Regions from separate parts of the Homo sapiens genome. Here region 2 is linked to region 1. The links are chromatin loops, found by intact Hi-C in ENCODE. Cell type or tissue: Calu3. All regions are shown on one strand.

Region 1 (2,500 bases):
CCCACTATTTAAGGGGTTATTTTTCTCTTCTAAATTTGTTTTAAGTTACTTATAGATTTGTCAGATGCATAGTTTGCAAATATTTTCTCCTACTCTGTAGGTTGTCTGTTTACTTTGTCAATAGTTTCTTTTGCTGTATCACGTGCCTTTTCAACAATATCCACCAGGTGTCACAACTTTACAGCTCTAAACCAGCAACATCAACACTGTTCTTTTCTTGGTGACAAGAGTTAGGATTCTCTTTGTATTCACATATTTTCTACTTTCCACATATTTGGTATTTCACTTGAAGTTTTTGCCTAGATAATTAAGAAATTAAGCAATGTGAATTTTACTACTTAAATAATCAAATTTGAATTCAAAACTACTTGTATATCTGACACACCATTCCTTAATTTTTCTGTAATTTCATCCTAGATGATCTGCCTGGTGAGAAGGCAAATAATTGTGAATTACATGAACACTCAATTCTTAACAACATAATAATAATTATTTTAAAGTTAGATCATTTCAAATACCCAAGGAGTTTTCACAACCTCAGAAGCAATTAAATGGTTTTCTTTTTACTATCTCAAATTGTTTAATAGAACATATTAAAAATAGAAACCCAAAGTTTTAAAAAGTAACAAAATGTTCTATTACAAAACTGCACACTATTACTGCAATCTACTAATTGCCAAGGGAGGTTTCTACTTCTCACATACATAGTGAGCTCTGATGGGAGTATGATGTTTGCATTTATTCACAGTTATTACTATAAAAACAGACTTATTTAATTTACATTTGGTTATTTGTAGGTTGTGATACAATTTCCTTTTATATGACAGAAAAACTGCCTTTGTTTTTAATTTTTTTGGTTTTTACTTTTATAGTCTTTCACGTTAGGTATCTTATAGGTAAAATTAAATATATATTTAGAGACTGAGTCTTCTCAAATACTTTCTTCTTTTAGAAAATCATTAATTTATAGAATTTTAAAAAGTATGTACAGATGCCATACAGAATCAATCATGAATGGAGAGAAGATTGAAATGTGAGTTTTTATCACTAACTTCCGTAAAATGAGTGTAGTTTAGTTTTATATCAATAATTAAGCGTTCTCTTTGTCCTATTAGTTTCAACCACATGATATCTGTAAGATGAAAATAAACTTGATTCTAGTGAGAAACCATAATTATTTATCTCTGAAGGATTTGTACTGTCAATTAGGTTCAGAAGAAAGGAATCAGACTTGGCATCTTAACTCATATATTAAAGAGAGAAGTGACTAGTGTTGTAGCCATAACTATAGAATAAGATGGAAAAATCATTAAGTGAAACTGTGCAAATAATGTTTTAAATAAAAACATAAAATCTAAAATTAGGATAATGTATACATTTATTTGCCTCCTGTTTGAATACACCTTTTAAAAACACATCCAAGAAAAATTAACCACATATGTAAGTCATGTTTCTAAGTGAAATAATCAAATACATACAATTAATATTTGTTTGCTGCTCAACTATTCACACCTTTTTTTGATTTCTTTTGTGAAGAAATTTTTTCAAAGGCTGAGGGTTTGTTTATTCTTTTTGAAGCACAATGCTCACACAGTCCAAGAGATGGCAGCCAATACCTTTTGTAAAACAAATGACTTGTGTTGATACTTCATCATGGCAAATGCAGGTACTTTATTTTAATAACATCATCACTGAAGCAATTATTAAAAGAATGTAAATTGCTGAAATTCTAAATGAAAATCGCTGAAATTCTGAATTGTTAAATTCTAAATTCTAATTTTTGTACGTGTGCTTTAAAGAGATTGCTCAGAGAATTTTTCAAGGTAAACTGAATAGATTTCTCTCTCTCCTTTTTTTCCACTGAGTTCAGAGCAGTGGTTTCTGCCAGATTAACCTAGATTTACTTATAGAATAGTAGACTTAAATAATAAATTATAATATCGATAATTATTTCAGAATCATTAAAATTAAATACATAAAATACTAATAACATCATTTATTAACAGAATGTTTGCCAGAACTGATGACTGAGTTTTTTTTGGAATATCATAGTTACTTTTTTTGTTAGACTCCTAATTAAAATCAAGTCATTTTTATGACAGATAGGAGGGATTCTTCACAATGTAAGAAAAGCAAAGCAAAGTGAATATTTTATTTCTACATTTGTTTTAAGGACGTATTTAAATTCTGAATATATTACTTTGTGTAATATTAAGCTGCTTTGTTATGGGATTCTACAGGCTAAGGGAAGGCATTAAGGAAAGCCATTGCCTTGTTTTAGGCTATCTAATCAATTACAGTAATGGATCCAGGAACTCAGCTTTCCTAAATTCCAAAATTCAAATACAGAACCCTTTATATTAGTGTGTTAGGTTTGTAATGTTGTACAACAAATTTCCACAAACTTTACTGCTTGAAGAAACAGCCATTTTATTATCCCACACTGCTATAGGTCAGAAGTCTGACCATGGCTTAGCTGAAGGTCCCAGAAAGCTAAAAT
Region 2 (2,500 bases), 480 kb after region 1:
GTAGAGATTCTCTGCCCATCTAACTTTTCTTACCCCTCCTGTAGCTTACTGGCAATGATGAGGGAAGATAATGAATAAAAAATAGGCAAGGAGCAAGAGTGGCCCAGTTAGTCCCATCAGTCAGGGGTCAGCAAACTTCCTGTAAAGCGCCAATCAGTTTTGCTGACATACAGTCTTTGTTGCAGTTACTCAACTCCAACATAGTAGTACAATAGATGAAAAATAGAAACCATAGTTGTGTTCCGTAAAATTTTTATTTACAAATGCAGGCAGGCCAATCTCTTTTCTAGAGCATAATTAAAACATAAAAGAATCCCATTTTTATCATCCTGATACTTGGTTTGGTATAGCAACAGATGAGAAGCTGCAATCTTTGGGGGATGGAATGGGTAGGAATGTACATTTATTCAAGTGTGTTTTTGTCACTCAGTGAATTTCAACATTTGCTGCATGTTAGAAATCTCTGGGACACTTTTAAAAAATCAGATTTTAAAATGTGATGCCCAGGCTACAAGGAGATAAGTTAAATCAGAAGGTGGTGATTTGATACCCATTACTAATATTTTTTTAAAGATCCAACATGCCATCAGGAGTAGAAATAACTTTTTTAGCTGTAGCTTACTGAAAATGTTCAAACACCATAAACACATTAGCACCTCGAACATATAAATGTTACCAGAAGCACCTTGGCAGAAGTTCTTCAGCAGTATTCATCCAGGTTTTGTATTACCTGTTTTTTTTTGTTTGTTTGTTTTGGGGCCTCTATTGATTCTGCTCCATGAATTCATCTAGGCGACTTCATTAACTTATTTTTTGAATATTTATCTCAGCTTTGACCTGAAACATTTCTTTTGCAACATGTGGAATATTTCTCCTAAGTTCACAGTCTAGTGAAGCTGCTTTTGTGAACTTTCTACTGAGAGATATCTGACATAGTTGACTCCATCTTGCTTCTGACCCCCAAGCTGTCCTTGGTCATTCTTGTGCATAGGCCAAGCTAACTTTGGGAGGAATTTAGTTTACAGTTTAACTTGAAAACAACAACAATAATACCCCCTCCTAAAACTACTCTTCTCTTTGCTCAGAGACCCAAAACCACCCTTGTGAAACTAATGAAAAGTCGCAAGAATAGGATCATGGGAGGGGCCTGGACTCTGCTAAGATGTAGGCATAGTGTCTATAATCCTTTACTGCTCAGGAGTTATGTGGCCAGAGGTCACAAGATTTGTGGCTTGACCAGTTACTCCTATTGATAACATCACTATTGTAGAAGCTAAAAATGGTTTTTTGAGATACCTTTCAGACTGTTCCCACCCAGATTCATGACTCAACTGATCCTGTAGCCCCACCCAGAGGTGTACTCAGCATATGAGTACCACTTTCCACACCCCTATGATTTCATCGTCAGTCAGTAAAGAGCACCCATTCCCTAGCTATGATATGAGTGGTAACTTCAATTCTCTCATGTGGGCCAGCCTCACATCAATTAAACCAGTTCTCTACTGTAATGCTGTAGTCTCAGTGGATTGATTTGTCTGTGCACTGGGCAGGAAGAACCCATCCGATGATTACATGACTGAAATAAGTAAAAGGCACTCTGCACTCATGCCTTGCTGTAGCCAATACTTAATAGAGCCACAGGCTAAAATGTTCTGAAAGCTGTTACTCTTAATTAGCTCTGTGTGTGGGTGTGTATGTGTTGAGCATAGTTTTGTGTTGACTGGAGGGCAGTCATTCTTTGCTGCTAAAAAATTATCATTTTTTAAATCAGCATTAAATTTTTTAATAAAATCAGCATTTAATGATAATTTTTTATGAGCTTTATAATTTTTTGTCAGCATTTCTCAGGGTTTACCTATTTATTGTTGTTATTTTTAGGTGCAGATGTTTGCTGACACAGCCTCAGCCTCATGGGAGGGACTCAGCAAAATGGAATTTGTGGTCTCTTCATTATAGGCAGAGGGTGAAGAAAAATGGGCAGCTTAATATCAGTCTAAGTTTGTTTAGATTACGTGGACTTCTAAATGGCTTGAGCAATTGGTTCTGGAGTATTTAATGCCATATGATTTACAGCAATGTCATATATTCACAGAAGCACTGACAACACTCCAGCTCTTCACTTCTGAAACCAGGAGGTTTCTGGAACACAAGTTAAGATCAGGCTGAGCCCTGTTCTTAGTCATAGAGTGGTGTTTTCTATCCTTTTAATTTTTAAATGAAATAAAGCTGTTTTTTCCTATTCAAGGCAATTATAAATTCAAGACATACGACAGCTTCCAGGACTGAGCCTATCTAGATAAAGTGTGAGGAGGTTAGTGCTGCCCATAATTAAGTTCATTGTTTCCTTGATATATCCCAGCTGAATCACATGACTCTTACACATTTAGGAAAATTAATACTTTTTTACTTTAGCATTATCTGACCCACACTTTATTACATTTCCTGAGACTCTCTCTGTAGTCTCAACTTTATATATTGCCTTAAGCCATGAATACAAGTA

Evidence for each region. A loop is a pair of places that touch in the nucleus more often than their neighbours do. Peaks named below come from ENCODE experiments on the same cell type or tissue, not always from the same donor. Only the 100,000 strongest peaks of a DNase experiment are listed, where the experiment ranks them.
Region 2: a loop joins it to region 1, with 7 times the contacts of the local background. A loop is called at or near these places in 8 of 110 quality-filtered maps.

What each region holds. Positions count from the first base shown.
Region 1 is chr2:186,458,319-186,460,818 of GRCh38, reverse strand. The region is part of intron 1 of LOC105373785 (a long non-coding RNA gene); the gene reads left to right. Among named protein-coding and RNA genes, the nearest start is that of ZC3H15, 27 kb to the left of the region's middle. In Calu3, CTCF peaks have their summits at 117 (motif pointing right) and 1,548; no DNase peak of the experiment used is centred here.
Region 2 is chr2:185,978,809-185,981,308 of GRCh38, reverse strand. No RefSeq gene overlaps it. Among named protein-coding and RNA genes, the nearest start is that of LINC01473, 110 kb to the left of the region's middle. In Calu3, no CTCF peak of the experiment used is centred here; a DNase peak (open chromatin) is centred at 1,368.